2 separate regions of the Homo sapiens genome follow, and region 2 is linked to region 1. Evidence: chromatin contacts called from ENCODE Hi-C or POLR2A ChIA-PET data. All regions are on one chromosome and are shown on one strand. The core of a region is the stretch at or near the end of the contact, and the rest is flanking DNA. Distances in the headings are between cores, read along the strand shown.

Region 1 (6,238 bases), core at 3,739-6,238:
AACAAACAAACAAAAACCAAGTTAAATAGAACAGCCTCTCGAGTCCTTTTAATTTAGCATTCTTGTCCCCTCATGTCACTCTGCTAACAACGTTCTATGTCTTCCCTCCTCCTGGAGGTGTTTTAGTCCATTTGGGCTCTTCTAACAAACATCATAAGCCGAGTAGCTTATAAACAACAGACACTTATTGGTCGCAGTTCTGGAAGCTAAGAAGCCCAGCGCCTCAGTGACTGGTGAGGGCCCGCCTCCCCACCCAGGGCACCTTCTTGCTGTGTCCTCACAGGGCAGAAGACACGAACGCTGGTCTCTTCAGCTCTGTATAAATTTTCTAATCCCATTGATGAGGGCTCCACGCTCATGACCTCGTTGCCTCCAAAGGCCTCAGCTCCTAATATCATGGGGGATTAGGTTTCAACACAGGACTTTTGTGGGGACACAAACGTTCAGTCCATAGCAGAAAGCAAAAGCCAAAGTCCTTTACAAAACCACCCACGAGGCTGCTGGTGATCTGTGTTTTCCTCTCTCCCCTCTCTCCTCTCCTACCCACTCCCATCATTCCCCGCAGGCCTGAATTCTTTTGTCTTCCTCCCCCAACCTCCCCAGCTTTATGGAGGTATAATTGGTATACGATAACTGCATATAGGCCGGGCACGGTGGCTCACGCCTGTAATCCTAGCACTCTGGGAGGCCGAGATGGGTGGATTGCCTGAGCTCAGTAGTTCACGACCAGCCTGGGCAACATGGTGAAACCCTGTCTCTACAAAAATACAAAAAAAAAAAAAAAAAAAAAATCAGCCGAGGGTGGTGGTGAACGCCTGTGATCCCAGCTACGAGGGAGGCTGAGGCACAAGAATTGCTTGAACCCGGGAGGCGGGGGTTGTAGTGAGCTGAGACGGTTCCACTGCACTCCAGCCTGGGCAACAAAGTGAAACTTTGTCTCAAAAAAAAAGAAAACCCTGCATATAACTAATAAATCTATACATATTTGGTGAGTTTGGACAGACATACACACGCATGCTACCATCACCACATTCAGGAAAATGAACATATCCATTACCTCCAACAGTTTCCTTGTGTACCTTTGTCCTTTTTTTTCTTTTTCATTTTCCCTTTTTTTTTTTTTTTGAGGTGGAGTTTTGCTCTTGTTGCCCAGGCTGGAGTGCAATGGCGCAATCTCGGCTCACCGCAACCTCTGCCTCCAAGGCTCAAGCGATTCTCCTGCCTGAGCCCCTCTAGTAGCTGGGATTACAGGCGCCTGCCACCGAACCCGGCTAATCTTGTATTTTTAGTAGAGACCATGTTGGTCAGGCTGGTCTCAAACTCCCGACCTCAGGTGATCCGCCCGCCTTGGCCTCCCAAGGTGCTGGGATTACAGGCTTGAGCCCACACTGCTCCCGGCTCTTTTTCTTTTTCTTTCTTTCTTTCTTTTTTTTTTTTTTTTTAGACGGAGTCTCGCTCTGTTGCCCGGGCTGGAGTGCAGTGGTGCGATCTCGGCTCACTGCAAGCTCCGCCTCCAGGGTTCACGCCATTCTCCTGCCTCAGCCTCCCGAGTAGCTGGTATTACAGGCGCACGCTGCCACGCCCAGCTAATTTTTTGTATTTTTAGTAGAGATGGGGTTTCACTGTGTTAACCAAGATGGTCTTGATCTCCTGACCTCATGATCCGCCCGCCTCGGCCTCCCACAGTGCTGGGATTATAGGCGTGAGCCACCGCGCCCGGCCTTTTTTTTTTTTTTTTTTTTTTGAGACGAAGTTTTGCTTTGTCCCCCAGGCTGGAGTTCAGTGGCTCAGTCTCAGCTCACTGCAACCTCCGCCTCCCAGGTTCAAGTGATTCTCCTGCCTCAGGCTCCTGAGTAGCTGGGATTACAGGCGGCCACCACCACGCCTGGCTATTTTTTGTGTTTTTAGTAGAGATGGGGTTTCAACATGTTGGCCAGGCTGGTCTCGAACTCCTGACCTCAGGTGATCTGCCCACCTCAGCCTCCCAAAGTGCTGGGATTACAGGTGTGAGCCACCACTCCCGATCTTGTTTTTTGTTTTGTTTTGTTTTTTTTGGGGGGCGGGGGGGAATGAGAATATTTAACGTAAGATCTTAACGGGTTTTTTTCTTTTTCTTTCTTTTTTCTTTTTTTTTTTTTTTGAGACAGGGTCTCCCTCTGTGGTCCAGGTTAGAGTGCAGTGGTACAATCACGGCTCACTGCAGCCTTGACTGCCGGGGGTCAAGTGATCCTGCTACCTCAGCCCCTTGAGTAGCTCGGACTACAGGCGTACCACCACAGCCACCTAATTTTAATTTTTTGTGGAGATGGAGTCTCACTGTGTTCCTCAGGCTGGTTTCGAACTCCTGGCCTCAAGCCATCTTCCCATCTCGGCCTCTCGAAGTGCTGGGATTACAGACATGAGCCGCTGGGCCTGGCCAGCAAATTTTTAAGTGCAGGATACTTTGTTAACTGTAGATCTCTGGAACTGCCTCATCGTTATGACTATAAAATGTTTTTGAGAAAGTATTGAAAAAATATTTGCTGAATAAATTGTGTGACAAAGTATAGCATTTCCTTTGCTTAAACCTCAAAAATGTAAGCTAGACATGCAGAGCACCAAAACTTTGTAGTTACCTCTCACAGATCAATTATTCATAGGTCATTCTTGAATCATTTTTTGTTATTGAGAATTAACTTGTCTCCTCCGGCACGCGGTATTCTTGGTAGCCTCTAGGATTTGACACAGGGGGAATTTAAATTGTCTTAGAGGTCCTTCAGAGATTTACAGGAAGTGACCTGCACTTTAACAGGTCTCTGTAGAGCAGGACTATCATGATAGCATTAAAAATATAAGAAGCAAAAATGATCAATAAGATGTCACCATTTGTACTTTGAAGTGGTAACATAAGACTATGGAATGGCATATTTCCTCTGTTTGTGAAAAGGATAGTATGATGATGGTTCTTTGAGCAGAAATTGTTTTTCTTTCAAATGTTGTCTAAGACAGCACAATGTAATAGAAAGCCCATTGGTGTGGGGGGTGAGGGTCCCAGCTTCCTGGGCAGTAAAATGAACAGGACTGCAGATCGATCTCCAGGCCCCATCCAGCTCTAAAGTTCTCCAAAACTTTTGGAGATAAAGCCATAGAACTTTCTTGTGAGCATCAAAAGTTGTATTTCATGTTTATTTTTGCAACTGACTTAATGTTCCAAGAGTGACTGTTACAGATCTACTATATGTAGATATACAATCTTTGTTTTCATAGTTTAGTGTTTTCCAGTAAATGAAATTTGTTTTCATATAACTAATATTTAAAGGTGTAAATAATATCTAGGACACATAAATTTAAGGAACCATCATAATTGTATTTAACTCTGATTCATTAAGGGATTAGTTATCTAGTTTGTGAACATGTAAACCCCCTGTAGCTCTCTTCCCATTTCTGAACGAAGACAAAATTTCAAATTCCAGTTTGTGGCTTATTCATAACCTTCAAAATTATAACCAAAGGCTAAAATGAGTTTCTGGCACTGTTTGGAAGTTTCTATTTTGGGGGCTATCCTCACCACTTAACTTGAACTGGGGATTATCAGTAGTACTGTACATAGTCCATTAATTTCAAGTCAAATCATTTCACAAGTGTTAATATTTCACGTATACATGACTGCAAGGTATGGTAGAATGCTTCATAAAAGCTACCGAAAATAAACTTCAAAAATAAAATGTATCAATTAGTTAAATCATATTAGCCTATGGGAGAAATTTCAATGTGTTTACTTCCAAATTTCAAATTAATAATGGGGCAATATTATTGTGCCACCTAGAGCACCAAACAGTGGGTATAAACCATCTCCTTAGTCAGATGGAACACTGGCTGGACACTGCAGATTATCTAGGGTTTAAAATGTTAACTTCTATCACGAATCTAAATTCTGACTTCCCTATCTAAAACTTCGAGACATCACATCTTTTCTTTAAAGAGAAAAAGTAAACTTCTAACATATAAAATAACGGATTTCAAGAGCGATAGTCCATTTTTCTTTTTACAAAATCACAGCCCTTGATTTTTCGTAAACTTTAAGTTTCAGAATAATTTGGTCAAGAGTATTTCTACAGGAATAGGAAGAGAATCAAGTGGGCCTATAATCAAAGACCTAGTTGGGTCTCACCCTCACGGTTAGCTACTGGGACTTCGTAGCTGATGACCAGGTCCTAAAGTGGACAGAACAAGTGTTACTGGAGGTCCGTCTTTGTGGTAGCTACAGAAAACTTGGAAATGCAATTCTGAGGTTTATTCAGGGTTATTAAGAGCATGAGAATAGCTGCCCTGCAAAGGCAGGTACACTAAGGTTTGCAGTATGGAGTAGTAAGCAAAGCCTCTACTTCCCAGGCCCCGCACCCGGGGTGTGGAACAGACAAAAGAACGGTTCTGCCCTTGCCCTTCTCGAACTTAAAATCCAATTCGCAAGGCAGGACTTACACAAATTAAACCAAATACGGTATTATGAGGAAAAGAGCCGCTGCGTGTAACAGTTGCCAATGTATGCTATACCAGTCAAAACTGAAATACGATTTGAAGGAGTTTTAAACGAAGAGCTGGAGAAACACATAAGAAGGCAGATCTAAGATGGAAGAAAAGGCGGATTCGGGTTGAAACGCCAAGTTGAGGACTGAAGAAAGCATTTGGATAAAGCAGCCTCCAAGCTGGGAAGGAGAAAAGCCAAACGAGTATAGCCACCAAAGACCCAGAAAGGCCAATATATCATGCAGTGAGTCGGTTGAACTGAAAGGCGGTTTCCTTTTCCTCCATTTGCTCAGTCCCAATTGGAAGCGCACTGCGCGGCCTCCACCGCGCTCTCGGCCCGGGTTCGGCGTGGGGGCGGGGAGGTAAGTACGGTAATGGGCGGGGCCGAGCGCGGGCGCGCTCCGGCTTTCCTCCTGCGCAGTGCTCCCGTCAGCGCAGGGGGCGGGGCGCCTATATTACGTGCGCGGCGCCGCTCCTGCGAGAGGACGTTGCGTGCTCGCTCGCGCCAGGCGAGTCTCCGCGTCTCCCTCGCGAACTCGGTGAAAGGAATTGGCGCCGTTCGACACCAGGCGGATCCGCTCTGCAGCACGAACCCATCTCCAGCCGCAGCCGCAGCCGCCGCCCGGGCCGAGGAGCAGCCGCAGCAGCCGCCACCAGTGGCCGAGTGAGCGGAGCCGAGTTTGAGGCAGCGCCTAGCGGTGAATCGGGGCCCTCACCATGAGTTCCTCGCCTGTTAATGTAAAAAAGCTGAAGGTGTCGGAGCTGAAAGAGGAGCTCAAGAAGCGACGCCTTTCTGACAAGGGTCTCAAGGCCGAGCTCATGGAGCGACTCCAGGCTGCGCTGGACGACGAGGAGGCCGGGGGCCGCCCCGCCATGGAGCCCGGGAACGGCAGCCTAGACCTGGGCGGGGATTCCGCTGGGCGCTCGGGAGCAGGCCTCGAGCAGGAGGCCGCGGCCGGCGGCGATGAAGAGGAGGAGGAAGAGGAAGAGGAGGAGGAAGGAATCTCCGCTCTGGACGGCGACCAGATGGAGCTAGGAGAGGAGAACGGGGCCGCGGGGGCGGCCGACTCGGGCCCGATGGAGGAGGAGGAGGCCGCCTCGGAAGACGAGAACGGCGACGATCAGGGTTTCCAGGAAGGGGAAGATGAGCTCGGGGACGAAGAGGAAGGCGCGGGCGACGAGAACGGGCACGGGGAGCAGCAGCCTCAACCGCCGGCGACGCAGCAGCAACAGCCCCAACAGCAGCGCGGGGCCGCCAAGGAGGCCGCGGGGAAGAGCAGCGGCCCCACCTCGCTGTTCGCGGTGACGGTGGCGCCGCCCGGGGCGAGGCAGGGCCAGCAGCAGGCGGGAGGTAAGAAGAAGGCGGAAGGCGGCGGAGGCGGCGGTCGCCCCGGGGCTCCGGCGGCGGGTGAGTGCTGCGTTGTACGTTGCGCGCGGCGGGAGGCCCGCGCGGGGTGGGGACCGTGCCCCAGGCCTGCCGGAGCCCCGCAGGGGGAGGGAGCCCCGGGCGGGAGGGCGCCGCGGTGAGGGTGGGGGAGGGGGCGCGGGGAATCCCAGATTAGCCGAGAGGCCTCGGGCTCGGGGCGTGTGTGTGCGCGCGCGCGTGTGTGTGTGTGTGTGTGTGTGTGTCGGCGGTGGCAGCGCCTCCATTATGTGGCTCGAGAGCCGGGGGGAGCTGCAGCTGCCGCTGTAGGGGGAGGAGCCGCGGGCGGGCGGCGGGAGGGAGCCCGGT
Region 2 (6,238 bases), core at 1,763-4,262, 230 kb before region 1:
GTCCTGCTTTCTGTCCTTATGGTCAAGGACCCTAACTGATAGGTTCCACAGTGATATTATTCTAAAGAAGTTCTATAGAGAGACACATCCTTGGAAAAAGCTTTCAGAAGAGATGAAGCAAAGCATTAGTAATGGTGGTTAACTTCTGTGGAATTAAGGGGTTTTCCTCTTCTTTTTTGTTTACTGGCATTTTCCAATTTCTCTTTATTGCTTGGGAGCCACTCTAGTAATTTTTAGAGTATTTTACACTTTACATTGTTTTTCCAAAAGAGCCCTTCCTGAGAAGATTCTCTAACGTAGCCATCTCACAGTGAGGTGCCCCTGCAGGGAACGCAAGATAACTCCTCAGGGTGCAGGAAGAAAACCAGGATTTGTTTTAATTTATATTTATGTTCTGTGTTAGAGTTAAATCTCATTGACATCTTCCTGGGGTCCATACAGCAGAAATGCATGTACCAGGAATGCACGTATCAGGAAGGCAGGCGGCTGTCCTGAAGGAAGCTCGGGGAGCCTTCGCTCGTGTACTCATTCCACCTTGCTTATTTCCGTGCAATCACTAACCGTACAGGTGGCCAACTGAGTGAAGGATTTGCAGATGTTATTTGGTTTTAATGACACCAGTCCTCAAAAACTGATAAGAGGCTTAAAAAGTTCCTAAAAAGTAACCTCGAATTGAAGATATCCCAACACCTAAGCACAGGGGGGTTTTCCGAGAACAGTGGGGCCGACAATTCCACCAGGATGAGCTCTTCATCATGTTGTGTAAGAACAAAGACAGGCTAATCGGATTTGATAAAGAAGAACTAAGAAAACTTAAACATTATCAAGACTAGTTGGAAAATAGACTTACCTCTATTCTCATTAACAGTGAGCTTTGCCTAAGTGCGGATCATACCTTGAGTTAGTAACCAGGAATGGTTACCAGCCAGCAAGACAGTTTAAAACTAGGCATTCAGAGCATGGAAACACATCTTGACATGTTTAAAAGCTGTATTTAAAGTCATGCAATACTCACCTATACTTCAGTACATTTCCTAAGTTTGGTGATAAATGCTTAGAAGCCTCTTTTGAGATTTCTTACTAATAGCTGAAAACTTAATGCCGGGGCGTGTGGGGGGAGCCAGCAAGATATATTTGGCATTTTGACCTGCCACACATATAAAACCATGGCCCGATTTTCATAGTGTGCTATTTTATCTTATCTCCTTCTCCACAGAACTAGGTTTGGCCTCAATTTTTCAACTTGTGATTTTTCTTTTCTTTTCTTTTTCTTTCTTTTTTTTTTTTTTTGTGAGATGGAGTCTTGCTCTGTCGCCCAGGCTGGAGTGCAGTGGCACCATCTCGGCTCACTGCAACCTCTATCTCCCGGGTTCAAGCAATTCTCCTGCCTCAGCCTCCCGAGTAGCTGGGATTATAAGTGCACCACCACGCCTGGCTAATTTTTGTACTTTTGTGGAGACGGGGTTTCACCATGTTGCCTGGGCTGGTCTCATACTCCTGACCTTAAGTGAACCGCTCACCTCAGCCTCCCAAAGTGCTGGGATTACAGGCATGAGCCACTGTGCTTGGCCTGATTTTTCTTTTTTAAGAAAAATAACAGTTTCTTCAAATGATTAAGAGTGTTTTCTCCACTAGATGAGGTAAATAATTCCTGCTGCTCTAAAAGTACCATGACTGATAGCACATTTTTAAAAGAAGAAAAAAAGAAACCTCTTAAGGCCTCCTGTTTTCACATTCTAGAAATAAACTTAACGCCTTATAATTAATAGCACCATGACAGCAAACCTCGGCTATCTCCCCACCAGCAGCCCAGGTATGCGCACGTTCTCTCCAATTAGTTTTCTATTATTTACCTACTTCCCCACCTCCCTGTCCACACCCAGGCAGCAGATCTCCATCCCTGCCCCTCCCTCTCTCTTTTTCTCTCTCCCTCTCTGCCTAGCTGGCTTTCTGTAAATAATTATTTGTGTCATAGCTTACAGCTTTTTAAACATTTTCACTTTTATTATTTCATTTAATTTTCACACCAGCCCCGAAAAGTGTTTTTTCCACTTTACAAATTAAGATGCAGAAGCTCAGCAATATTTTTTTATTTTTTTGAGACAAGGTCTCTCTCTGTCACCCAGGCTGAGTGCAGTGGTACAATCATGGCTCACTGTAGCCTCGACCTCCGGGGAAGCTCAGCAATATTAAATGTCTGGGCCAATTACGTAATCAGTAAGCAGCAGAGCCTAACTCCAAATCCCACACTTTCATTCAATATCAGAGCCCCAGGTAGTGCTTTTTACACACAAGCGTGCATAAGGATCCCCTGAGAATATTAAAAATATAAGTTTCCTGGACCCTACCTCCAGAGATTCTGTTTCAGGGGTCTGGAATGGGGCACACCTCCCATTTCTAACACCCTCCTTCCAGATGCTCCTGAAGCAGATGATTGGCAACCATGCTTTCAGAAATAGGCAGGCCTAGGAGGCAGCCACCATGCCTGGCACCCATGAGGCTCTCCGTTTATTTAAGCAGCCCAGGAGGGTAAGGTAGTGACACTGATCTTCAAGGAACTGTCTGTATAAACAGGGTACTTTCTTACATGGAAGGATTTAGAAAAGCGAAAGGAAGGAAGACAGGAAACTAGGAGAGAGAGATCTAAACACATTCCATCCCACAGAAAATACTCCTGCCCTTAACGAACAGTCGTAATCCCAACTAGCCTGCTATCTTGGACTCTTTTTTGTCTCTTGGGCATTTGGTACTTAGACACTGGGTGACTGCAAAGGGGACTAAATCTCTGCATTGCTTCTCAGGAGGGAGAAGGACTAGAGCTGGGCTCTCTATTTTACAGACAGAGGTGCACAGGAAGTGAAGCGCCTGATCCAGAGTGAGTCACACATGAAGCTGGGATCAGAGCACAAGATCGCCAGACTCTCAGGCCTGTGTGTCGGGTCCTGAGTCATGCACCTTCCCCAGCAGTGTGAGAATAGAGATGGCTTTCCACAGGGCCCGGCCAAGCTGTGGGGTATGGCAGGCTCTGCGGAAGCCAGGAGTCATGAGGGTAAGCAAACTTCCTGCACAAGAGGCCAAGCACTCTCCTAGTCGGGAAATGGCATATGGTGACTTACATCAGATGCTGCGGGCGAGGTCAGTGAGCTGAAGAGGCAAAATACACATTGAAGTGATTTGAGTGTAAAGGAAAATGTTCCCTTTGCAAACAAGGTACGTTTATTCTGCAACTTAGGAGATAAAATGAGATTTCTGTGGGGAGTCTATGTTGTGCTTTCTGGTGGCCTTAAAAGAAACAGACAAATTTGTGCTAAAGATAAAAATGAATTACATTCCACAAAGCCAACTCTATGAGACTAAACAGAGAGGATTGCCTTGAGACAAGATGTGAAGTTGAACATCAGTCCGAACTTTTGAAAGAACCCTCGAAGGTGGGGCTGGGGAGGTAGGCAATCTCGACGCAAGCTTCCTCTACTGCCTTCTGTGCAAGAGGGTGTCTCCTCGGAGACAGAATATGATGTCATCACTTGATCATCAAGAGATTAGGGTTCATTCACCAGACTGTACTTCTTTAATGGCTTACAGGTCTTAACGCAGAGCTGTCCTGTATGCTCCAAACAAGTCCGTGCCTGGGTCGACGCACTGGGCGCTAGCACACGCCTCAGTGCTGCATGTCCGTGCTGGCCCCTGCCACCGAATGACATGCCCCTGGGTATGCGTCCACCTTGAAGGGTATTTCATATCTCAGCCATCCTCCTTCCCCGCTGCAATGTGTTCCTATCATCAACAGCCTGTCTGCTGATGTTCCGAGGATCACCACACTCCTTTCCTCCTCCGTCTCCGCCCTGTCCTGAAGGCACGCGGTTCATCCTCATCTCTGGCTGGTGATTCTAGCATGCACGGCCGAGCCAGTGGCACATCAGGTCTCTATTTGGATTTTACCTTGGGAAAATCTCAGGTTATCCTGGGGAAAAAAATGATCTTGGGAAACTAGAGAAGGAAGAAATGCCTTCCATTCTTACCACTGCTGGAATTATCTGTCAGGAAGCCTTCCAGAAGTGACGATTCCTCACCACCGTTTTTACTCACTATTTTTTGAATGGGATGACCACATATTAATCATCTAAACTGGAACATTTCTAAGAGTACAAAGGAGACCTATTAATAATTACACTGGGACAGGTATAGTCTGGAACTACCACGGGCAAAGCAGGACAGACGGTCATCCTACCTCTCTAGGCCATGAGTAGGACAAAGACACGTAGGCCAGAGTCCAGGATGACCCCAGCTGACCAAAAAAAAAAAACGTAAACAGAAATAAGCTTCATTCTTGCAAACCTCTGACACGTGGGAGTTTTGTTATCACAATATAACCTAGAAAAAGCTGATACAGCCACTTACTGCTGTGTAACTTCTTGATTGTCACCTTTCTAAAATGGGGATAACTTAATAGCACCTGCACCGATGGGTGGATGTGAGGATGAAATGAGTTCATGTACGTCAAGCACTTAGGACAGTGCCTGCAACGCAGGGAACAGTCAACAAACGTCAGCCACTCTTACTATTTATTCACATAATAACACAGGAGAAGAAAAGAAACACTCTAAGAACACATCGAAGCGAAATTTCAAGGGAAACATATTATCACTCAGGAATTATCACTCAGGCAGGAAAGACCACCCCTTGCTACCAACACCAGCCACTTGCCCTTTTAGGGCCCCGAGCCCTCTCACCCCCTCCCATCTGTCACCCACTCCTCCTACCTGTTACCCACTCCTCCTACCTGGGTCTTTCCCTCATGCGTTAGCCCCACGGACACCATCGGAACTGCTTTCTCCCAGATTCCTCGGCCTTTGATTCCTTCCACCTCACGCACATGACAAAACCTTAACCCTGGTACAACAATCTACCTTTTTCTTTTCTTTTTTGCTCCTGAGCACAAAATCTTCCAGGGTTTCTTGAAAATCCTTACATGGGCTCTTTCTCAACTCTTTCTCCCATTTCCCACAAGAGATATTCCAAAATTACACCATTCTCTTGAAACTCTATAACCTACTACCTTCCTCTCCAAAAGGCAGCAGAGGCCATGAGGTAGGGACCACAAGCGTTGGTTCATTGTTCCTAAATCTCTTTATTGCTCTGGAAGCTGGCCCCTCCCTTCACCTTCTCTGTGGGCTCTCAGCCCTTGGACTAGAAATGAACTTGCTACATCCACCCATCTTCCAAAAATCACTCCCCGAGCCTGTTGTCCGTTTCCTCCTCTTCACTGCCGAATAACTTGTCCTCCAGGCTGCAACCTTCTCACATCCATTCCTTACTCCATCCACTCAACTCCATACCCTGTTGCTTCCCCACATCTGCTGTGGGAGAGGCCCTCAATGAACTCTCCATTGCTAACACCAATGGACGTTTTTTCCGTCTTTAACTTCCCTCTCCTCTCCACTACATCTGGCATGGCCACTGCCTCCTCCTTGCAATTCTCTCCGATCTTGGCATCCAAGATGCTTCTTTCCAGCTTTCCCTCTTCTCAGGCTTCTCCTTCCCAGTCTCTTTTGTGGGCTCTTCTTCCTCTGCCTTCCCGTAAATGCTGATATCCCCCATGGTTTTGTTCTAGACTGTCTTCTCTTCTACTTTCAAGGCATTAATACTACTTACATGCTGACAGTTCCAAAATCCAGGTCTCCAGCCAGATCTCCCTCCTATATCCAATTGATTATTGAATGTCACCCTTTGGGTGTCCCAAGGTGTCTGCACCCAACCTCATCATTTTGCTTACCAAATGCCCCACTTGCTCCTTGGACTTCTTATCTGAATGAATGGCACTTTTACCCATCGTCCGAGCCAGAAACCTGGGATTCATGCTTGACTTTTCCCAGTCTATCCCCTCCCACCAACCAAATAGCCTACAAACTGGTCTCACTTCTAGTCTTGACCTTTCAAATCTATTTTCCATGCTGCTTACAAATGATCTTTCTCTGTGATCTTCAGAATAAAGTCCAAACTCTCACACTGAAACCTTAACTCAGCACCTAACCCGATATCCTTAATGATACCGCTCCTGTTTACCACTCCAATTTCACCTCTCATCATGACCCCCAAATCTCCCACATTCCAAATATACTGAGCTGCTTTCAATTCCCAGGTGGTTCCATGTTTCATGACACCTCTAGGGTTTCTGGACTTGCTGCTCACCTGCTGAAATGCCCTGTGCCCCGCCACCCACTTACTAAACTACTCGTTT

What was found. A loop is a pair of places that touch in the nucleus more often than their neighbours do. ChIA-PET counts read pairs that join two places held with the same protein, here RNA polymerase II (POLR2A). Pooled maps may share reads with other maps.
Region 2: a map of endothelial cell of umbilical vein shows a loop between it and region 1 (7-fold over the local background). The contact joins the enhancer-like site here to the promoter of HNRNPU in region 1. A Hi-C loop is called at or near these places in 1 of 168 maps with a recorded cell type or tissue (endothelial cell of umbilical vein) and 1 of 50 pooled maps. POLR2A ChIA-PET finds 5 or more read pairs at or near these places in 1 of 52 experiments (PC-3).

Annotation. Positions count from the first base shown.
Region 1 is chr1:244,863,293-244,869,530 of GRCh38, reverse strand. It overlaps HNRNPU (heterogeneous nuclear ribonucleoprotein U), which reads left to right and starts at 4,988. Exons shown (of 14, transcript NM_031844.3): 1 at 4,988-5,914. The coding sequence starts at 5,224. It overlaps LOC124904588 (UPF0764 protein C16orf89-like), which reads left to right. Exons shown (of 4, transcript XM_047439568.1): 3 at 4,800-4,868; 4 at 4,945-5,049. The coding sequence ends at 5,049. RefSeq lists enhancers at 261-860, 4,559-4,618, 3,952-4,782, 4,783-5,614 and silencers at 4,839-4,938, 5,919-6,238.
Region 2 is chr1:245,088,750-245,094,987 of GRCh38, reverse strand. It overlaps a transcript of DRC8 not described here. Among named protein-coding and RNA genes, the nearest start is that of KIF26B, 63 kb to the left of the region's middle. Within about 2 kb of position 3,012, at least 11 of the 41 ENCODE cell types and tissues checked have a DNase peak (open chromatin) inside an H3K27ac peak, as active enhancers do; they include PC-3 and endothelial cell of umbilical vein, where a contact is called at or near this core.